3 separate regions of the Mus musculus genome follow, and all the other regions are linked to region 2. A link is a loop called in an ENCODE intact Hi-C map of the cell type or tissue named here. Cell type or tissue: left cerebral cortex. All regions are shown on one strand. Region 1 overlaps Plcb1 (phospholipase C, beta 1). Region 2 has its middle 6.9 kb from the start of Plcb1. Region 3 has its middle 37 kb from the start of Tmx4.

Region 1 (8,000 bases), 68 kb after region 2:
CTGTGATATGCAGTCACTCACTTTTAGTATGCAGTTCTGATCTCTTATCTACCATGCTAGCCTTATCTTCCTGTTACTTGTGAAGCCCTTTGCTTTGTAACCTTATAGAGCTTCCGACTCTGTACCTCACCATGAGCATATCATTCTTCTCCCAGCCCTGATCCTACAATTTATCTTCGTCTTAGCTCCTCATGTCATCTTCCTTGACATCCCCATATTAAACCTCTGGAATTGTCTTCTTCCTCTCGGGATACCTCAACAGGTACCATATCCTTTGGGTATATCTGTAATTCTGCCCTCTTTCTATTTCATCAGTGACCATTCTAATTAGGTTCACAGTTTTCTCTTTAATCACATATTTTATAGTGGCACAAGACGTTCTCAGTCCACTCTTTTGGTGATGGAAGTGGCTGGCCAGACACCGTTTACTTCATAGAGTTCTTATGATTGATTTTTCTCCATAGTCCTTGGCTTTGATGCCTGTTAAAATAAATACCAGTGTCTGCAATAGAGAATGAGTGTGGTGGTGGCAGTATTCCCACTTCTGGCTTTCACATAGCTACTATGAATGAGAGTTTGAATATATAATTCAAGTTTCAGACTCCAGCAGTGCCTACTGTATGTATAGTGGTAGAGAAAGAGTTAAAGTAAATAGCTAAACTATAAACAAATATGGCTACTGTCTAGTGTGTGCTGGGTTGATGATGGTGGTGGTTTTCTTATGCCTTATAGGCACATTGGAATGAAACATGATAAAAAATTTCATAAAGAAGAAATGATTATTGAACCAAGTAGTTTAAGATTCAACAATGATCAGATTGATTAATTTTTTATTAATTTTTTGCTTAATGAGTAAATTATATCTCCTCTTGTAGGGGAAATAAGTCCTTTGAAATGAGGGGCATGCTGGTTTAGTATTTTAGTAATGATTTTACTATAAAGGTATGGGTGAACATCATGTTTATGTGAATCTGTACTGAAATTCATACATTTTATTAAAATATGTACTATGTTTATTTTATTCCTATTAGGAGATATTCCATTTGCACATGTAAAAAACGGACATTTTGGAAGCAGAGATGCTGCACAAGGGAAATGAATCCCTTTCTACTTTGCAACAAAGGTTCTGGCAGGCACAGTCTGATGTTCTCATAGGAAGCCCAGTGACCTTGTGGATGAATGGATTTTTCAATCACATTGTAAAGTTTGCCATAATTTGTCATCCATATAGTCTTAAGAAGCAGGGTTATGACAATATATTGATTCTCCATCCCCCACATCTTATATTACTTCCAGTAAGATTTATCTAAGAGCTAGATCTCTTTCAGCTTGGGAGAACTTGAGTGCCGACAACTTCCCTCTTCCTTGCTATTTGTCACATGCAGAGCCACTGAGGAACTCAAGCACTTTGGGGATGCTTTGCTCAGAAAACAAGTTGCATAAGTATCCAGGAGAAGAATAGTAGGAAGGGTAGTTTTAACAGAATATTTGTTAATGTTCTATTAGGTCACAAGGCTGTGACTTGAGAGCAGCTGGCTTGTTGCTAGGGTATCCCGAATTGGTAGTGAACAAGCACTCTGCTTGTTCCCTTTTCTCACCGACAGACACATTAAGACACAGAAACAAAGACCTATAGATTCTGTATACACTTCTAGAGTCAGAGTTCTTCAGATCAGATGGCAGGTGACTCCATTTCCCTGTGTTTTTGAAGCAGCAGACCCCTCCCCCCTTTTTTACTAGTTGTACATATCCCCATGCCTTTTCCGGGAAGCCTTGTTAATTATTAATCAGGTCAGTGTATGAACCTCATGAAATTCTCAGATAAGGACTTTCTTGATATCTCTTTTTACACTCACTGTTAAAAGTATACAGATTAGTGTTATTTTTGCTTGATTATGTGAAACTGTTCAGTTCTACACTTGAGAAAAATCCTAACTGTTCCCAAATACCAATACTCCTGTTTTGAAACTTGAAATTCTTTCCCCTTGCCATCAGAGATAAGTTATGCGTTGTGGTTAGTGAGCTTGATGCCCACATGTAATCTTGTGTTTATGATGGCAGAATGAGGTGGGGAGTCAGTTTTTTTTTTTTTTTTTGAATCCTGGTTCTTCAGGTCGGTTGGCTACTGAGTTTAGAGGCTGAGGCATCTACAGGCAACCTGTAGGTGCATAATGGTTCTGATTGCGTTTTATTCATAACACCCAGATTATTTACCAGCTTAAAGCTGGCTATTTAAGGGTGAGCATTAACTCTTTAGCAGCACTGGGAGCTCTTTAATAAGTAACTAAAGACCTGGAGGTGATCTCTATTTTTCTAAATGCACTGGCTTTTATTACAGGTGCAGTTCACTGAAGGTCACTCGGTGGTTTCAAATATTTAATGTCCTTTTCTAAGAGAGTGGCCCCAGGCCAGTGAGGAAGCTGGATAGAATGTTATTTGTCAGTGCCCTGTGCCTAGCACACTAAGCCAGGTCGTAGTAGTTGTGTTCTGGCAAGGAAAGCAAATTGACAGATGTGACTGGAGATAGTAGGAGGGCCTTGGATGAAACACATTAATGAGGTAAGAGTATATGCATCAGGGCTTCCAGCTGAATATATTTGTGGCTTTTGGGGAGTAATGTTTTATTTTGATGTAATTTCAAACTTAAAAGAAAATTAATAAGACCAAAACAAGGAACTGTACACTGCTGTATGGGGGGAGTTGAAATGACTAAAGACAACATTAAGGGCACATGACCAGTAACATCACCTCCTGGGAAGATTGAGGGCTACGAAAAGAGCTGTCTGTCATCCAGGGCTCCTAAGTGTTTTGACATAAAGGCTTCCATGAGGAAAAATGCAGCATTGCCTGTCTCCTTAGATCAGAGACAGAGGTTAGGTGTGCATCCCTCCTAATCTACCTGTGGAGATAGTAGAGTAGTGCACTTCTGTCAGCTACACGGAGCAAAAGGCACATGAATGACAGCAAAAGGCACCTGAATGAGGATTCAGCAGGTAGGGATAGGTAGAAATGACTCAGATGTAGAAGAGGCAGAGAGAATGTTCAGAGAAACTGTAGAAGAGAAAGGGCATATGTTCAGGGCAGAAGGCAGCTCAACAATATAATGGGAGTCAGATGGTGAAGGTATGTGTAAAAGACTGTGAGCTTGTTGCAAGATCTTATGAAAATGGGGCTTGTTTACAGGAAATGGTCTAATATCCACATAGAACCAGCTGACCTTAATGGAAAAATACTTTCTACTGACTATCCAGTATATCTCCAGCATTGCTAAGACATTTGCTGTGCATGGTTTTTGATGTTCAAGTCCAGCCCAGGATTTCTGCCTTTGTATGTAATACTTAGGCTATTTTTATATAATTAGTGGCTAAAAGACAACATTCAAAGTACAGATAACTGGTATTCTGATCCATATATGTTAGACGAGACTGTGGGGAAAAATTTGACAGGGGCGCGAATTAGATAGATAAGCCCCGATGGCCACAGCCATGGAGTACTATGCAGCTATAAAAGGAAATTCACAGGAAGTAGCAGCGCAGAAGAATGATGCCTCTGGGTACTGATGTGGAAATAGCTCCTGGGGGAGGGGGAAGAGGTAAGAATAATCTTCTTTTGCACATTTTTGCCTTAAAGAAGCTAGGAGATATAAAAATGAATAAAAGTGTTTTGTGGTGGGTGGAAACTGGCAGATGGAGATGGGTGGGTGTGAAAAATCTTCACTGGCTAAATAAACCTTCTTTATACTTTTTAAAGTGTGTTCATGTACAAGTTGATGAAAAATGTAGAAAAGACGACTCTTATGTTCTCATAGGAACCTCAAGGACAGCTATTTTTCCACCCCCAAATACATTATCTTCATTTCTCATTTAAATGGGAGCATTTTTCTTTAGACATGAAAATGACATTCTCCAGCTTCCCTTGCAGTCTTGTGCAGCTCCTGGACCAATGACACATAAGTGGCATTTGGTGTCCCTTGATATTTTGCCACAGATTTGATCAACCACAGAGTCTTTTTGCTTTGCTTTCTTCTTCCCAAGTATGGATGTCCAGAGCCTCAGCAGATGCTATGGACCAGGAGAATGCATTGGGCTAAGAGGACAGAGCAGAAAGATGGAAACATGAATTCTAGTGCTACTGTGTTGCTACCACATATCTGATTTCTGATTTCTCTGACATGAAATGGAAACAGTTCTATTGTTGAGGTGGCACAATTACTTTGATGTAATTCATAGCATTTATTAGATATTGGGTTCTGGTCTAGTATTGTCCCTTAATTTGAATTTTGTGTCCTTTTGTGATCTTATCTCTTTTGTGAACTTTGCTGCGACTTAGATTTTTCTATTACTTCTTCAGATCTTTAGGTTGAAGCAGTTGAAGCCTGAGATAAGTATTACTGCAGAATCATGAGCTATTTCAGCATTCAAAGTGCCAAAGTTATAAACATTCTCGTTAGTGTAGCTTGCCATTTTTCTTTGATAGGTAAATGTTTACAAGTAAACAGCTAAATATTTAACCCCTTAGCACTTGACAGAAACCATATACATATGTCAGAATAAGTGTTCACAAATTTAAAGACATAGAATTGCATGGATTTCAGAATGGGCAAATGTCAACAGTACTACCACACTTACAATTTAGGCAAAAGCAAGCCTGGTAAGGACTGGGGAAAAAATGGCAACAGTGATGGAGTTTATGTCTTAGATTGATAGGAGGTATTCTGTGGTCCTGGTGGAGAGGGATAATGTATTTTCAGCTAGCATATCTATTAATTTGTTTATAATAGACTATAGTAAATAAATGTTAATATTCTACGCCAAAAGACTTAGTAATAAATAAATTCATTTTCTCTTGCTGAAAGATTTGCACTTTCAGTACTAGAAGCAAAAGGGCATTCTACCATTCTATCTGTGACCACGACAGTGTCTGTCTTACTGTCCACATCTCACTAGACTAGTCTTGCTCAGGGAGCAACAATGCAGGAGCAACAAGGAGACAAAGTTGAGGCATGTTTCATAACATCTAAATTCTTTGCAACCTGCAATGACTTCTTTCAGCCCCCTTATACTAACTCAATTTGCATATCCAATTTAGCACCTTTTCTCTGATTTAAGTAGAAATAATACTCGACTGGAAAAAATTGCATAATTATTCAACATTATGAAGACGGGCTTTTCCCAGATGTTATTAGTAGAAAACCTTTTCAGAAAATAAAGAAGAAAGCATTCCAATGGAGAAAAAATAAAAGAGGCTTAAAAGATAAAGCAATAATTTGTCATTGTGTTGCTGAGAGGGAAGGTCTGCCTCTGCTGAAAGTTGCTGTATCCTCCAGATTCTTTGAAACTGATCCCCACTGTTGTGGCATGTGGACTTGGGGCCTTTAGAAGGTGACAAGGAGTGTTCTGGGTGGGCCCTTGAAAAGGAAATTAGCACCTTTAGGAAAGAATCCACAGCATCCTCCTTGCCACACAATAAACAGTAAAAGATAGCCTTCTGGGAGGAAGAGTGTGGTCTCCAACTGGCATGGAATCTGCCAGGTAACTTGATTTATATGTAACCATCCTCAGAACTGAGAGAAATAAAGGTATGATTTGTTTTTACAAGCCATTCCGACTACTCTATTTTTGCTTTGAAAGCACAAATGGAGTGAAACAGATCTCTCCCGGTGATATAGTAATGTCAGCACATTTGACACAGAACAGACATGCCTTTTCTATTTCATGTTTTAAGCCATTTGTTTATTTATACATACGTTCTTGGGTAATTGTTCACTGAGCATCTACTTTGTGCTAGACCCATGCAACTGGAGATAGAGTCCCCAGTAGCATAGTACTGAGAGTCTTCTGTGGAGTGGAAGAGAAAGTAGACTACTCTGAAAGATAGTATTTCAAAAGAAATCTATTGAGGCTGTGGGTCCAGAGAACCTGGAGTCAGTAGGATCTGAGCTCTCAGACAGTTTGAGTGCAGATGGGAAGTACATTGAGTCTTGAGTCTGTGAATCACTTGAGCTTGGCAATGTGATAGAGCTTTCCCTGAGAACACTTAGAGGGCAAAGGCAGTGAAACCAGAGTCTAGGACATGGGACAGTAAGGTTGGAACAGTGATGCAGGAGAGAAAGTTCGGCAGTGCAGGAACATATGTGACCAGTATAAAGTGTTCTTCCTTATCTTTTTTGATAATTTTTGGTTGAAAGCTGATTTTATTCAATATTAGAATGGTTACTCCAGCTTGTTTCTTGGGACCATTTGCTTCGAAAATTGTTTTCCAACCTTTTACTCTGAGGTAGTGTCTGTCTTTGACACTGAGATGCGTTTCCTGTATACAGCAAAATACTGGGTCCCATTCACATATTCAGTGTTAGTCTATGTCTTTTTGAGTCCATAGACGTTAAGAGATATTAAGGACAAGTTCTTAAGATATTAAGGAACTTTTCTTCTATAATTTTGTTGAAGATATTTATTTGCCCTTTTAGTTGGGAATCTTCACCCTCTTTTATACCTATTACCCTTAGTTTTCATCTTCTCATTGTGCCCTGGATTTCCTGGATGCTTTGGGTTAGGAGCTTTTTGCAGTTTTCATTTTCTTCGATTGTTGTGTCAATGTTTTTTATGGTATCATCTGCACCCGAGATTCTCTCTTCTATATCTTGAATTCTGTTGGTGATGCTTGCATCTGTGATCTTTTACCTAGGTTTTCTAACTCCAGGGTTGTCACCCTTTGTGATTTCTTTATTGTTTCTATTTCCATTTTTAGATCTTGGATGGTTTTGTTAATTTCTTTCATCTGTTTGATTGTGTTTTCCTATAATTCTTTAAGGGATTTTTGTGTTTCTTTTTTGAGGGCTTCTAGCTGTTTATCTGTGTTCTCCTGTATTTCTTTAAGTGAGTTATGTATGTTCTTTATGGCATCATGAGATTTTACTTTAAATCCAAATCTTGCTTTTCCAGTGTGATCTTGTATCCAGGACTTGGTATGGTGGAAGGATTGGGTTCTGATGATGCCAAATAACCTTGGTTTCTCTTGCTTATGATCTTGTGCTTGCCTCCTGCCATTTGGTTATCTCTAGTGCTACTTACCCTTGGTATATCTGACTGGAGCCTGTCCTTCCTGTGTTCCTAGTTGTATCAGAACTCCTCAGAATCCAGATGTCTCTGTGATCCTGTGAGTCTGGAATCCTGTGATCCTGAGATCTTGGATGTGTCAGAGCTCCTGGGTTTCAAGCTGCCTCTGGGACCCTGAGATCCTGGTGTGGCCAAGCTCCTGGGATCCAGGGATCCTAGGCATGTTGGAGCCCTTGGAAGTGGAGCTTCCTCTGGGTGTTGTGGGACTGGCTCTGATCCTATGATCCTGGATGTGTTAAAGTACCTGGGAATGGAGCTTCTTCTGGGTGTTTTGGGACTGGCTTTGGAGTTTACCTCAAGGTCTGCTCAGGGCACAGGCCCAGACGGGAACTTGTGCCACTGCTCGGGCAGAGTTCCTGGGTTCCTGGATCCCATTGGTCCCAGTTACTCCCCAGTGTTGGGGCATATGTTGTGTCCTCCTCATCTCTGATCCTATCACAGATGGGTATTTAGAAGTTAATTGTGATATTTAATAAACACAATCAGACACTGGGCATTTAGTCATATTGAGGACTTAAAGTGAGATATCTAGGTATTTTGGTTATGCTATGAAGATGTCACCTTCAGAGACCCACTCTAAATCATTGGCATATATTTGCAGGGAATCTGGGAGTTATTTAAACTGCAAGGGAGGATTAGAATTGTAAAGGATTGCATGGGGCAGGGGTGGGTGGATCAACATAACCTTGACACTTGCAGTTCTGTTCTGTCCTATTCTGTTCATTTCTGGGCATATGGTAAAACAGGAAAGTTAAAATCTGTGTATTAAAGATTGCATCTGTGTAAGGACAGAGCCTGGCTGGGTTCTCTACTAACAGTTTTTGTTAGAGAGGAAATCTTTTTTGCACCTGAATATTTTCCACAAATAATGTTAAATAAGTTAAT
Region 2 (8,000 bases):
TATCAGGGTTCCATCAGCAAAATCTTTCTGGCATATGCAATAGTGTCTGGGTTTGTTGGCTGATTATGGGATGGATCCCCGGGTGGGGTAGTCTCTGGATAGTCCATCCTTTCATCTTAGCTCCAAACTTTGTCTCTGTAACTTCTTTCATGGGTATTTTGTTCCCTATTCTAAGGAGGAATGAAGTATCCACCCATTGGTCTTCCCTCTTCTTGATTTTCTTGTGTTTTGCAAATTGGAGATAAAGTGTTATTTACTGTTGATGGGGTGCAAAATAATTGTGCAATTATGGAAACCAGTTTGGTAATTTCTTCAAAAAATAAAAATAGAGCTACTAATATATGTATATATATATATATATATATATATATATATATATATATATATACACATATATGTGTGCGTGGGTACGTGCATATATATATACCAACTATTTCAGTCTTGAGCACATTCCCAGAGACGTTCATACTTCCCCATTAGAAATATTTACATCCCCTGTTTATTATGCTATATCAAGGAGAGGGAACCAACCTAGTTGCCCATTAATAGAAAAATGGTTAAGGAAAACATAGTACATATATAAAATGTAATATTATTCGGCTCTAAATGACATTACAAAATTTTCAGGTTGGACCTATAATGTACAATATTAAGAGGTCACATAATCTCAGAACAAAAAAAAATGGCATGTTCTCCCTAATGTGCATGTTCACACCGTGTGTGTGTGTGTGTGTGTGTGTGTGTGTGTGTGTGTGTGTGAACGTGCATGGGTACCCACACATGTTTGTATGATAAATTCATTAAAAACAAAATTGAGTGTGGCAAAGGTGGAGATCCACAGCTTCAGAGTGGATATTCTAATTGTATGAAGTTTAGTTTGGGTTCTGGCTAATGTTGCTGTGTAATTTTTTTTAATTAATTTTTTTTCTAATAAAGGGTTTTGTTTTGTTTTGTTTTGTTTTGTTTTGTTTTGTTTTGTTTTGTTTTGTTTTGTTTTGTTTTGTTTGAGACACGGTTTCTCTGTGTAGTTCCAGCTGTCCTGGAACTTGTGCTGTAGACCAGTCTGGCCTTGATCTCATAGAGATCTACTTGCCTTTGCCTCCTAAATGCTGGGATTACAGGTGCTTGCCACCACTGCCTCACCCTCCAATCAAAGTTACTTATTAGAGAGAGAGAGAGAGAGAGAGAGAGAGAAGAGAATAATGAGGAAGAGGAGGATAAGGAAGAGGAGGAGAAGGAGGAGAAGGAGAAGGAGAACAAGAAGAAGAAGAAGAAGAAGAAGAAGAAGAAGAAGAAGAAGAAGAAGAAGAAGAAGAAGAAGAAGAAGAAGAAGAAGAAGAAGAAGAAGAAGAAGAAGAAGAAGAAACAACTGCTAACTTATTGGGTCACAGATATACTCTCTCATTTGGGTGTTACCTGGAACTGTTTTCAGTCTGTAATGGTAAAGTAGCATTGCCAGAAATTGCCATTCAGACCACAAAGTCTGTAATATCTATGCTCTAACTGTTGACAAAAATGTTTGCTGTTCCTACCATAGAGCTACTAATTGTACTCTGTTTAATAAATTAGTGTGAAAAGGAAACAGGAATTACTGTGTGCATCTTCACAAGGCAAAATCATAACTAACCCCAAGAGATGATTCCAATCTCCCGTGTTTTTCTCTGGCTCTACGACAGCACCCTGCAAACAGCAGAGCAGGCATCATTAGAAGGGGCTTTCTTCACTGTCTTTTTCTTGCAAATTAATTCTTTTTTAAAAAAATGATAAATATTTAAAAAGCAATTTATTTCTTTATGTGGTGGTTTGAATATGCTTGGCCCAAGGAGTGGCTCTATTAGGAGTTGTGGCCTTGTTGGAAAAAGTGTGTCATCGTGGAGGTGGGCAAAGAGAGCTTCATCCTAGCTGCCTGAGAAGGCCAGTATTCTCTTGACTGCCTTCTGATCAAGATGTAGAATTCTCAGCTCCTTCTCCAGTACCATGTCTGCTTGGATAGTGCCAAAATGATAATGATAATAGACTGAACCTCTGATCCTGTAAGCCAGCCCCAATTAAATATTGTTCCTTATAAAAGTTGCCTTGGTCATGGTGTCTCTTCTCAGTAATAGAAACACGAAGACAAAGTTCTTCTTCTTCTTCTTCTTCTTCTTCTTCTTCTTCTTCTTCTTCTTCTTCTTCTTCTTCTTCTTCTTCTTCTTCTTCTTCTTCTTCTTCTTCTTCTCCTTCTCCTTCTCCTTCTCCTCCTCCTCCTCCTCCTCCTCCTCCTCCTCCTCCTCCTCTTCCTCCCCCTCCCCCTTGCCCTCACCCTTCCCCTTCCCTGCCTCCTCCTCCTCCTTCTCCTCCTCCTCCTTCTTTGCCATCTTGCTCCAAAAAATATAAGTATTTTGTGTAGCTTTATACTTATGCTTGGATCTTTTTATACTGCAATTTTAAGGAAGCCACTTTTCACATTATTTTTCTATTTGTAGTAAAAGTACTGCCACCTGCTCCCTGTCTGAGCTGTCCTTTCATGTTCTCTGTGCATGTCAGCCCATATTTTCCTGATGTTTATTGTGTTGTAGTATGGATTATATGTGGTAGATAAATGCATACACTTCAATAAAATATTTATATTTGACCTTTACATTAGATTTCTGCCCTGATCAAGTTCCTGCCTTCCCTGCTCTGGATGATGAACTGACTGTTATATAGAACTGTGAGTGAAATAGACCCCTTCCTCCCAAAGTTGTTTTTGGTCATGGTGCTTCATCACAGCAATAGTAAGCCTAACTACAACAATTGTTTCAAAGGCTAAGCAATTTAAAGTGCAATCCTAGAACCTGCAGACCTTCTGGGTATTGCAAATCTCCTAGCTCAAAATTATCCTTTGTAGGTGCATTAGCATCAGAAAACTGCATCTACAATGACAGATTACTTATTTATTTTAGTTTTTTAAACCAGAGGAAAGCTAGAAAAAATTTTGGAGTTACAGTATTTAGTTTGATGAAGAATGAAACTGTCTGAAGTCTTATCTATTAATTCTCTAGCATACATGATATCAATATTAATCTAAAAAGGATATTCAAGTGAGAAAAAGTGAGACAACACAGTGTCTGTAAATCATGCCAGATTGACATAACTGGTGATATGCACTGTAATTATGTAGCTGCTAAAGTAGCATCGGGATTCATTTTAAATAAAATGCATCACTGTGCTAGCTCCCTCATGACCCATGCTCATACATGCTTTAAGTACAGTTCTTTTCCATGAAAGCCAGCGCTTCTGTCCTGGGGAAATCAGGGTAAAGAATTTCTGAAGCAGAATAACTCATAAGCAGCAATTTCATCAGGACCAAAACTCTGTCAAACACATGATAATCAAACAAAAGATATTTCCCCCAATCTGCAGACAAGAGCCCTGAAAGGCAATTAGTGAAGTTGTAGTATCTAAGTTACTTTCTTATTGCTGTAGCAAAACACCATGACTTTTAAAAGAAAGCATTTAGCTGGGCTTATGGTTTCTTAGTGTTAGAGTGTTAGAGTTAACCAAAGCTGAGCAAATAAATAGCTCTCAGCACACCTCTTGACTTGCAAGCAGGAGGCAGAGAGCACACTGGAAATGGTGCAGGTCTTTTGAAACCTCAAATCCCACTCCCAGTCACATACTTCCTCCAACAAGATCACACCTTCTAATCATTCCCAAACAGTTCCATCAGCTGAGGATCAAGTATGCATATCTGTGAGCCTGTGGTGCACCAGAGGCAACTGGTGCTTGTTGCTCGTAAGTATGTCAGAAAGGATTAATCCGTGGTTCCGCAAGAAAAACAAAACCAGCCAACCAAACAAACAAAAAAAACCCAAATCTAAATGTGAAAGAAAAATTCCTTTCATTTAAATCCAAGTGATCCAAGATCCTATAGTAGTAGAAGAGATTCACCAACTGTCCAATTCCTGGCTTTAATTCTCAAGGTCATCTCATGAGCAGAATCTCCTCCATTAAGCCTGCATTTCAGGTAACAGGAGAAGTGGGACCATGAGTGAGGCAAAGTAACTCTAAATTAAACTGGAGTCCTACTACTTTTAGATACCATGAGATTTGGTACTGGACAGCTGCTAGAAATTTCCAGCAGGGCTTCCTTGAATCGCTTTTCTTCTGAGCATCCTGTAGGTTTTAGTACTACTACTACTACTACTACTACTACTACTACTATTATTATTATTATTATTATTATTATTATTATACAATCAAGGATGCTTGAAAAGTTTGCTTTTAGTTCTTGAAGTAGGATAACTCTAGCCTGATGAGGCAATGCTAGAGAAATCGTGAATCTGACCATGGTCATAATGATGTGTGTTAAAATCTTGGAAAACTACTGGTGGATGCTTCCTGTGTTTTGTATCTGCTACTATATCAGCAATTGCAACAGAAATCTGTGTAGATGATGAGAAAGAAATTACCAAAGTCTAGAATTTAGTTTCAGCTAAACTTAGGAGAGAATTCTCTACAGTCTAACCATAAGGCAATCCTTTTGGAAAAAGAAATGAATCCATTCATAGCATCCAAATGCATGAAAACAGAAAGAAAATTTTAGATTCCATCACTTATGACGTAGGTATCTCTGGAGAACCAACTTGGTGGTTTTATTTGAAGCAAGAAGTAGGGAGTGTGAAGTTTATTTTTATGAACAGGGATGATACATGTCTGGAAGAGAAACTGACTCATGAAGATTGTGTTTTCGTCCTTACTTCTCTCCATCTGTGGGCCAGAGAGATCCGGGGATGAAGCAAGGTAAGGACACTTCCTTCCAGTGGGAGGCGGTCTTTCTGCATCTTTGCTTCCCCAACACCAATATTTTCTGTGACATCCAGAATCTGCTGAGTGTCTCCTCCTTCAACATTTTTGGATCTGAGCTTCAAAGTCTTTTTTTGGAAGCGTGTTTAAGGCAATCAGCCAATCTCAATGAAAGCCTTTGCTTTAAGCGAAGGGTACGGCAGAGCTTAAATGAATTTAAGGTCATTCTTCAAGAAGAAAAAAAAGAGAGCCTGTTATTTTTTGTAACATCAATACAGTATATATTTTTTTCTTTTGTGCAATAGAATCTAGGGAAATGTATTTTGCTTTAAAGAAAGGGTTTGAATAAGTGCTTGCATGAAAGGGGAACTATGGATCCTTTCCATGTGCTGGTGATAATTTCATGTTGTCTTCTTTGGGGATCTGCCCATCTCTATATTTTGCTGCATAGCAGTCCTCAATGAGTCAGAACTTGGCAAGCAGTACCACCAGGGTGTATTTTCCTATTTACCATCTAAGATATGTAAGCCTTATCTCTTCTATTAATGTGGACTATAATTATATCCATGATGCCAATGACATTTAATTCTTGGCTTAAACACTCTAAATATATTTCTCATTCACATCCCTGAACTGTACAAATGAATAAGAGTGGCCTTCCAGAGAGCTATTAAGTGACTGTGGCCAGCAGCAGCTCTATCATCTTCAGTTGATGATACCCGAGGTTGCTGTGGAGACCATATCCATCCCTGTTATGCAGGTCAGGAGGAGAAGGGGGAAGCATACCTGGGAGCTTTTGCTACCACCCAGTTGTTGTTATTACAAAGCAGGACCTCTGTGGTTTTCTTCATATTTCTCCATTATTTAAAGAAAGACAAGGTCAGAGGAACCCTGATGCTTAGTTGCAATTAGAGCTCATTTATTCATGAGGGAAGGGAGCTTTTCAATTCTAGAAAGTTAGAGATGAAAATGGATCTGATTAAAGTTTATAGAATCAATGCAAAAATGGAGCTGACTGAATCACAAGACCACAGAATTAGGGTTCTATTTTTAAGATTTAGTTATTTTAAGGCTAATACAGACAGTTTAGTGTAATTGTAGAATAACTGCAAGTATGTATGTTAAGTACCATTGATTAATGCTATGTAGCAGTGACTTAACACACAAGGTGGCATTTGCTCTTTACAATTCCTTTTCCAGATAAATTATTGTGGTGATTGTATTTGCAGACCTGGGGATTTGTTAAGGCCTAGGTAAAAGAATAAGGCCTAGATGGAATGTTAAGGCCTAGGTAATAGTTACTTGGTTAGCTTGCCATTAAAAGGAGACTTTCTCATGTTTCTGCTGGTACTAGGAAACTTTCCAATGCCAAGATTGATTACATATTCTGTTCAGTGCCCTTGGAAACATATCATGAAGAAAGTCAATAGAACTTTCTTGTATAGTTACTCATAATGAGCTTGGACCTGAACCAACCACCCAAGAGCACTTCCTGTTCCTTTGTATAAGCTTTTAAGGCATAAGCTTCTCCTGGTTTAGACCCCAACATAAGAGAGACATTGGCACCACTATAAGAAATTATTTGGAATAAGACTTCTATTTTGAGTAGTGGTACAGTAAAGTTTAAGTTCCTATGAGCATTCTGGAAACTGACATCCTACTTGGCAGAAAGAGACATGTATGTGGGTAACTGGTACCCTGGTTGGCAAGTTAAGACACGCATGTTAGAGAAGTCCCATCCTGGTAGACAAGTCAGGACATGAATATTAGACAAGGCAAGCCCCCTGACACAGTGAAATACCTCAGTGGGAGCAGGGTAAGTGTACAATTAAGACATGTTCCTAAGGAAATCCCCTATCCCTAAATCCTGATTGGCGAAATAACTTGGCACAGAAGTTTGGAGCTTTTGACCTTAAAAATTCTGTAGGATCTTAACTTGGGGTCATGGTTCAGTTTACAAATTTGGGCCATGGTCCTGGTTGACCAGTGCTGTGATATATGCTCAATAAACTATCCCTCTCTGACTGAGATTGGTGTTTGTGTGGCTTGTGAGGCTATTCCTGGACTCCAACAGGACCAAATACCCTTCGTTTGAACTTTGGTTCTTTTTTTGTACTTGGTAGAAAATTTGGGGTGATCATTTCCTGTTTCTCTGACTCATTTTCCTCAAGCATAGAAGACAGAGAAACATAGTTTATAGGGTTAATATGAGGATTAAATCATGAAAGATATAAAACTCTTTGGAAAAGTACCAGGAACTAGCCCTTAACATCATTATTTACATACTAGCATATTTCATTTCAGAAGGAATAATCATCTTTTCCATGCTCACACAGCTAGTAATTGGAATAACTCACTATCAGGAGGCACTACACAAGCCTTTTCCAGTGTACCAAGCCTCACTGCCTTACAAATTGATTAGAGAAGGCTGTGGGCCATAATATAGCTTCTAGAGAGTTTGGAATATTTGTATAGATGTTAAAATAGATAAAAACTAGCCATATCTAAGTAGTAAGTCAGGATTCTAATATCAGACCTCTTGGGGGTCAATATCAGTTCCTGGCTTTGTGATCTAGATCATAGTCTATCATTTTGGGGAAGTTGGGGCAGGAACACAAGCAATAAATCAAACCACATCAACAATTGAGAATAGAGACTATGCACATCCTTGCTTGCTTGCTTGCTTGCTTGCTTGCTTGCTTGCTTGCTTGCTTGCTTTTGACTACCTTTCTTCACTCTTATGCAGCTCAGGACACAGCCTAGGAAATGCGTTGTCTATGGTGGACTGGGTCCTTCTACATCAGTTAACAAGGCAGGCAACCCATTACAGACTTGCCTACAGGCTAACCTGATGGAGATAATTACTCAGTGGAGACTGTCTGTCCAAGTGATTCTAGGCTATGTTGATTGTTAAAACTAACCACTACAAAGGGTTAATTATTTTATATGGCATATCAGCTAAGAGTAAAAATAAATTTGAACTTATGAAGATATGTATTATGACAAGTATCATAAAATCTAAAATTGGTTTAGAGCCTTATAGAGTCCAGGAAGAAAATTATTTTTCTTTTCTTTTCATTTCTTTCCTATTTTCTTCTTTCTTGTTTTTATATTGTTATATTCAGTGGAGAGAAACTAAGGAGGGGGGAGATGGAAAGCAAGGGGGAAGGAGGAGGAATGAGAAGGGGTATAAATATGAGAGATTTCGCCCTGAAGTACCCAACCTTCACCTT
Region 3 (8,000 bases), 98 kb before region 2:
ATACAGCTTTCCTCCACTCAGGTACAGCACGTGCTAGAATAATGGATGTTTACCTTGTAACAAAGTTTTTGGATGAGGACCCCTCATTGTCAGAAGAATGACACTAAAATAAAAAAATAAAAATAAAAAAAAAAAAACCTCAGATTTCAAAATGACTTCCCACAGGTTTGGTTCAATAAGACTCAGTAGCCGGTGTTTGTTCGAACTTCAAGTTCAAATGTCTGACCATGAATTTTAGGCATATTTAAGCACAGCACAATTTGGTAACATTTTTTTCCTGATAATTGACTCAATCCTGTGCACAAGAAAGCTTAATATATGAATACGTAAAAACTCTTTGTAAAGTACATGTTGCATTGCCCAAAGATGGGTTCTTGTTTTCTAATCATTCCATTCCTTTATATCTCAAATGATATCCCACTTTCCCGATTACCCCTCCACAACACCCCTATCTCATGTCTGTCTTCTCCTCCCTCCCCTTTGCCTCTATGAGGGTGCTCCCCCACCCACCCACCCTCTCCTGCCCCACCACTCCAGTATCCCCCTACTCTGGAGCATAAAACCTCCGTAGGACCAAGGGCCTCCCCTCCCATCGATGTCAGATAAGGCCATCCACTGCTGCCGATGTATCTGGAGCCATGGATCCCTCCATGTATATTCCCTGGTTGGTGGTCTAGTCCGTGGAAGCACTGGGTAGTCTAGCCAGCCCTATGCAGTTGCAATCCCCTTCTCTTCCCCCTCTGGGATGCCTGAATTCAGTTTGATGGTTGGTTCCAAGCATCCACAGCCTCATCGGTTACTCCGAGGTAACATGAACTGTGCAACTTCTTGAACTATCATGACAGAACGCACTGGGAGAAGAAGACTGTTAGAATGATACAGAGATCTAATGACATTGATTGTGCAATGGGTACTGGCTATTGACGACATGACTGCACATGATAAAAGCATAGGTTTACAGAGTGTCAACATCTAGTGGTAGTTGAAAATGGTGGAACAATTAAAATTGAAATGACATTAGGACCAGACTACATTTTTCGAAAGAAAGAAAGAAAGAGAGAGAGAGAGAGAGAGAGAGAGAGAGAGAGAGAGAGAGAGAGAGAGAAAGAAAGGGAAAAAGAAAAAGAAAAGAAAGGAAAAGAAAAGAAAAATAAATCAGTCAGAAAACGCTTCTTTCTTAACAACAATCAAACTCTCTTCTTGACTAAACTCAAAATGAAAAAAAAAGTGAACACTGTGCCACCTTTCAGCTCCCACCAAATGATATTTTTGTTTATTATAAAAGAAAAAAATAATAATTAGGTATGAAACCCAGAGCCAATAGTAAACTGTGTATGTTAGGTCTTAAACCCCTAGACAAACAGCTGAGGTGTGTACTGACATAACAAAGCAGACATGTCAGCCAGCCTCTCTCAACATAGCCAGTACCTGTCAGCAGTGGTTCTCAGCCTGCTGCTCCTGATACCTTTGAGGGTCACACATAAGATATCTTGCATATCAGATATTTATATTATAATCATAACAGAAGCAAATACAGTTATGAATTAGCCACAAAATTATTTTATGGTTGGGGGTCACCACACCATGAGAACTGTGTTAAAGGGTCATAGCCTTAGGAAGGTTGAGAACCGTTGTGTTACACAGTCATCCTGGATGCCCTGCCCCTGCTGTAGGCTTTCTGATCAGGGGCTGGGGTCCCTTGCCCTAGCTGCTTTTCCACACATAATTTCATTTTGGCTACTGTGATGGTTTTTATGTTGAACACCACAGAGATGATGCTGGGCTGCTCTCAGAGCATCCTATCATAAGGTTATAGCTGAAATGAATCTTAGGATCAATCAATGCCAGCCCTTGCTCCCTTGTCTGCCAGCTTTTGGTACTATAAATTACTGGCTGTCCTTTACTGGCTATCCTTTGTCCTCGGCTTTGAGTGTTATGATGTTGAAAACCAGGAGCTAACACCAAGAAAGGTGTTGCAAGGTAATGTAATATATATATATCTCCAAGGCAAAACTTATACTCTTCTCCACAGTAGGAGAATGAAGTCAGCCAAGACTAAAAGTGGGAAACCTCTTTATAGCAAGTGACTACAAAAGTAAAATTTTATAGTTATTTAATGATCATGGGGAAGGTACATGTTATGGGTTTATGGTCAGACAGTTATTGGAACATAGTTTGAGACATTTTATGGCAAGTCAATTCTCCGAACAACAGAAACAATTTATGTGTGAGATTATAGAGGAATAACAAGTCAAAAAAAAGTTGACCTTAAACTTGAGACATGATTAAGAGAAAAAATAGTATTCAGGGACAAAATAGTCAAATTCTAGCATTATGTTTAACTAAAAAACGGAAGAAAAAATGGAGTCAACTGTCCCTTAATATTAAGTAGCTCCCTTTAAGACCATGCACACATTCTGTTTCTCAAGCATCTGACTAGCAAGTCACACATCCCCTCTCAGCAGACTTGGCCTTCACAGAGGACCACACTGCTTCCCGTCTGAGGGGCTTTCTAGCCTCTTCCCATCTTCTGTACTTTTTTAACCAGAATATAGTCCAGATGGAGGTTCTCTTCTTCGCCCATTTATTCATTTCTTCTTTAACTCTTCATTCTCTCAGCCTGAGCTTATGATATTTCTGTTGTACTCTGGGCAAGAATCCAATACTGTTATTACTTACCTAATTACACAAAGTGTTCTGCTTTGGCAGAGGGAAGCTCTTTCAAGCCTGGGTCCTCTGACCTTCCTACATCCTTTTCTAATAGCTCCCCACAGTCTGGCACCCACAAGCTTTCTGATTCCACTGTGTATGTTAAAAATGTAACCTCTTCTTAATTTAAACACAGAATAAGACTTTTGTGTAGTTAAAAAAAAGAACCAGTATTTACAAAAGCCAAGTGATTATTTTAAAAGAAATATTTAATCTCTGAAGAGAGTTGGTAGGAGTCTGGTGAGACAGTTTGACTCTTAGGGGTGCTTGCTGCACAGTCATGAGGACAGGAGTTCATATCCGAGCACCCAGATAGCAAGGCCCGAATATGCTAATTACCTATAACCCTAGCTTCAAAGATCTGTCATTCTCCTCTGGCTTCTGCGTATGCATAGGCATGTGCACTCATACACACACACACACACACACACACACACACACACACACACACACACACACACACACACACACACGTGTACATACACGTGTACATGTGTGCATGTGTATGCACACATAAACCTACCAATAAATAAATCTTTAAATATATATGTAGTCCAATTGCAGTAGCACATGCGCTTGGATTTGAGAAGATTGATCTCTCAGTTCAAGGCCAGTCTGGTCTATAAAGTGAGTTCCAGAGATCCAGGGCTATATAGAGAAACCCCGTCTTGAAAAAAATTATATATGACTAGTAATGTAAATAATACCTGAAACAGGTGAGTTTGAAAAAGAGAAAAGAATGTAAATAGCATTTAAAACACTGTACATGGCAAAGGTAAAAGAGAAAGACAGGAGGGAAAGTGGGGGAAAAGAAGGAAAGAAAGAAGGGAGAAAGTAAAGAAAAAAAGAAAGACCTGGTAGCAGGCATGGGGATAGTAAGAGCAGGCAATCCCAGCACTCAGGAAGCTAAGTGAGAAGTTTGTGTTCAAGGCTATCTTGGGTTACAAAGCAAGTCTGAGGTGTTCAAGGCTGCCCTGGAGCATACAGAAAATACTATGGAAAGAGAAACATCGGGATGAGTTGAAACAAAGAGCCGTTTGCATCTGAGTCCACACACGCACACACACACACACACACACACACACACACACACACACACACACACACACAAGGACACTTCATAGTAATACAGTCACTTACTTGCTCTGCAATAATATGAAACTTGTGAGAGTATATATCTTTATGTTTCCAATTTTGGTGACTCATGGATTTTTTTTAGTTTAAGAATTTGCTAGATTTGTAGACAGCACTTATTTCTGAAATAGAGCACAGTTTGATTTTTGTCCCTTTCCAAGCAAAGGGAGATGGAGACAAGTTTCAACTGTGCTATATTCTGTTGATGTGATATCCTTCCAAATCATTCTTTTCTGAGAAAAATAAAGAAGTTGGCGACTAATATAGTGTTTGTACAGTGCAGCCACGCATTGCACACTAATAACAAAGAGAGGCTCGGGCTCTGTAGTACCTGCCTCCTTCAGATCTAGTTCAGCGTTGGTTCCATTTCTGCCACTAGTACCGTTGGTTTCTGACACTAGGTGGCAATAAAGCTCACAACTACATCCTCAATCTGGCTGATTGGGATTTTCAAAGCTCCGTTATTCATGCATGCGATTTATTGATTCAAAATTATTCTTCATTATTCAAATATAATTATGACTAAATAATCGCAAAGAGCTATGGATTCTGAGAAAACAGAAATTGTTTCCTGCGCAGTCTTAACTCAGATAAGTGTAATATCTACTTAATGGTGGTGCATACTTATACTGCATATGTGAGTGATATACTATATAATATAAACACAGTGGAGCAATATAAAGGGAAATGTTAGACAGCAACATCTGCACCCCTGTATCTGTCTTATAAAGGGGAACCCCTTTGCACTTGGAGCATTTTTGTTTATTCACCCAGTACAGAACCCAGCAAGCATCAATATTTCAATTAATCCTTATCAAAAGAATGGATGTATTCAGGTGGCTTTCTCCTCTGCTCCATTTTTCTAAAATGAATCATTTTTAAAATATTCTATTTCTTTACAATCACAATTAGGTATCTATTGAATTTGACAGTGTGAGCAGGCCAGCTAATTTCATCATTATACTGGATGGAGGAGTCTTTTTATCTTCTGAAATCACATTTTGTTCATCTCCATCTCCACAGATTCCCTTTCATATTTATCAAGCACACAGGGCATAGAGAAACCTCTGCTTCTTCAAGAGCCCCAAATCAGAATAAGCAGGAATGTATCTTGTGACTGCTAAATAAGGCACAGGACAAACACGCATTGGCTTGCAATTTGATTTTGCACTATTTAGAAAAATCATCCAACACCACCCAGCAACCAAAGAAACCCACTGAATTATGGAGGGGTCTATGGGATACATCCGCTTAGTTGCTGTGTGTTCACTGGTTTGCTTTCACCTCCTATAAGCAGGCCTCTTCTGAATTCTAAATCTTATAATTAATATTAATGCCTGATCAAGACCCTTGCATCCTTTTGAGGCCTCCTCCCGGCTCAGGGATGCCAGCAGCAATTACTAGTTCCCCGAGGAGATCTGGCTGTCAGCACCCTGGGTGGGCCCAATTGACCAGTAACCCTTAGTTATTGTCCCCTTACCACCTATTTCATTTTAATTGTTCCAGTTCCTTGCCTTTGCTGCTCAGCTCTTAGGTGGCAGTTATTTCCTGTGACTCCTACTTAGATTGCATTTTGCATGTTATCTCTTCAGGGATAGGTGGCACTTCTTTTTTTTTTTTTCATTTTTTATTAGGTATTTAGCTCATTTACATTTCCAATGCTATATCAAAAGTCCCCCTACCCACCCACTCCCCCTTTTTGGCCCTGGCATTCCCCTGTACTGGGGCATATAAAGTTTGCAAGTCCAGTGGGCCTCTCTTCTCAGTGATGGCCGACTAGGCCATCTTTTGATACATATGCAGCTAGAGTCAAGAGCTCCGGGGTACTGCTTAGTTCATATTGTTGTTCCACCTATAGGGTTGCAGTTCCCTTTAGTTCCTTGGGTGCTTTCTCCACTTCTTTATATTAGGAATTCCTGCCCATAGAACCTGGTATACCTTCTATCAACTGAGGACATACTGGCTAGTAACCCTCTGCAGTGCCTCTAGACTCGTCTTCTTCTTTAAGTCTTGGAGAATTTCTCATACAAGATGATAAAAAGCAAACTTCTTAAAGCCTCCTAATGACCAAATACGGGAACCTAAAAGGGATGGAACTAACATTTCACCTATTTTTTTTTCGTGTACCCTGATTGTTCTGCAAAAACATGTTTCTGCAAATATTATTAAACTTAACAGTAAAGCACCATTTGAGAACTTCAAAGCAGAAAGATGTTTTGACCCAGTAAGTCAAAACTTCAGTATTCTGCATAACTGAGACTCTCATGATTCCCATGAGGTCAGCAGGGACTCATCGAGTCCTCTGTTATTTTTTTCCGTCTCAGAGTGGAGGGAAACCATTTGGACATTGCTCTCATGTTCGGCACCTTGTACTTTTCAAAGAGCAGCCACTGTTTAACTGAAAAGGCATCCATCAGAGGAAGACTGAGTTAACTGGGATTAAGACTCAGGGATTGCAACTTGTCTCTTTCGGTAGCTTCCATTTGGACTGTTTCTCAGACTACACAATGGGTCTCAGTAGACAAGTCAGTCTCTGTTTTGTTTAATGAGGTGTCCTAGCTAGCTTTTCTTATTATAGCATATAAGTTACCATGGCTACCAGAGTTCTGAGGATTCGTTTCTTATGATGAACCTATCTTAACTAGCTTTTTTTTGATATTATATAAATAATGCTTGATTTTTTTTAAAGGACTGTTTCAGGAGACACATCAATTTACATAGAAGAAAAGTAAAATGTCCTGAAATGTCACAACCATATCGTGTTGTGTAGACACCTACGTGCACACACACACACACACACACACACACACACACACGTGATTTCATGTAGAATTTATGATACCAACTCCTTTAATATCACTCTGTAAAAGCATTTAGTATTATTTTGCAAAGATGGCCCTGTGTGTAGCTGTCTCTTTCTGGAGCATGTAGACTAGAAGAACCTTTTTGTTATTGATTTTATCCTAGGCATCTATGATTAATCCCTAAATAAGAGCAAGGGAATGACAGAACACTGTATTTTGTTTCTTGTTTTTATTTCCTCTCTCACTTTCTCTTAGTTTATACTTTTGTTCCTTTCTAAAGACCCTGCATGGCCTTCCATGGAGATAACGTGGGTCTACCTCCCTTCAGCAAGTCCCCAAATCTGCTGCTGAGGCCTCTTGTTGTTTATGTTCTTCTTAAAGTCCTCTATCATCATCATGTGATTTTACACCTGAATATTGCTTTTCCGGTGTGTTGGGGTATCCAGTACTTGCTGTAGTGGAAGAATCGGGTTCTGATGATGCCAAGTAGCCCTTGTTTCTGTTGCTTAGGTTCTGGCCCTTTGTCAGGGTTTCTATTCCTGCACAAACATCATGACTAAGAAGCAAGTTGGGGAGGAAAGGGTTTATTCGTCTTAAAATTCCATACTGCTGTATATCACCAAGGAAGACAGGACGGGAACTCAAACAGGTCAGGAAGCAGGAGCTGATGCAGAGGCCATGGAGGGATGCTCTTTACTGGCTTGCTTCCCCTGGCTTGCTCAGCCTGCTCTCTTATAGAACTCAAGACTACCAGCCTAGAGATGGTCCCACCCACAAGGGACCTTTTCCCCTTGATCACTAACTGAGAAAATGCCTTACAGTTGTATCTCATGGAGGCATTTCCTCAACTGAAGCTCCTTTCTCTGTGATAATTCCAGCTGTGTCAAGTTGACACAAAATTAGCCAGTACACCCTGTCCCTTGCCATCTGATCATGTCTGGTGTTAGCTGGTCTTGCTGCCTCTGACTGGAGCCTGTCCTTCCTATAAGGCTGTGAGCCTGTGATCTTAGGTGTGGCAGAACTCCTGGGAAACCAGTTTTCTCTGGGCAGGATTTAGATGTGGAGAGTTATGTTATAGGGTTAGCTAGCTCTGGCATGCTGTTGGAGACCAGAAGGATCCTGTCCCTGGCTACTCAAGGTCCTGTGCCCCGTGGTCTCCTGGCAGGTCCCTCTTTGGCCAGTTATTGGTGCACAAGTGTTGGTCTCATCTGTGAACTCAGGAGTGACAGCGCTCCTGGGATCAGCTCTCTCTGGGTGAGATTTGGGTACAGAGAGCTGTGGCTCAGCCTTAGCTCCGAGGTGCAGCCATATTAATATTTTAAATGGTTAGTTTTTCCACTAGTGAATTTTCCC

Evidence for each region. Hi-C counts contacts between places; a loop is a spot of excess contacts. Peaks named below come from ENCODE experiments on the same cell type or tissue, not always from the same donor. Only the 100,000 strongest peaks of a DNase experiment are listed, where the experiment ranks them.
Region 1: it touches region 2 in a loop (10-fold over the local background); 6 of 42 quality-filtered maps call a loop at or near these places.
Region 3: it touches region 2 in a loop (4-fold over the local background); 10 of 42 quality-filtered maps call a loop at or near these places.

What each region holds. Positions count from the first base shown.
Region 1 is chr2:134,843,094-134,851,093 of GRCm38, forward strand. The region is part of intron 2 of Plcb1 (phospholipase C, beta 1); the gene reads left to right. Among named protein-coding and RNA genes, the nearest start is that of Plcb1, 61 kb to the left of the region's middle. In left cerebral cortex, no CTCF peak of the experiment used is centred here; a DNase peak (open chromatin) is centred at 3,654; H3K27ac peaks cover 1,566 bases.
Region 2 is chr2:134,775,308-134,783,307 of GRCm38, forward strand. No RefSeq gene overlaps it. Among named protein-coding and RNA genes, the nearest start is that of Plcb1, 6.9 kb to the right of the region's middle. In left cerebral cortex, a CTCF peak has its summit at 4,769; DNase peaks (open chromatin) are centred at 4,738 and 5,184; H3K27ac peaks cover 701 bases.
Region 3 is chr2:134,677,284-134,685,283 of GRCm38, forward strand. No RefSeq gene overlaps it. Among named protein-coding and RNA genes, the nearest start is that of Tmx4, 37 kb to the left of the region's middle. In left cerebral cortex, a CTCF peak has its summit at 4,233 (motif pointing right); DNase peaks (open chromatin) are centred at 4,229 and 6,451.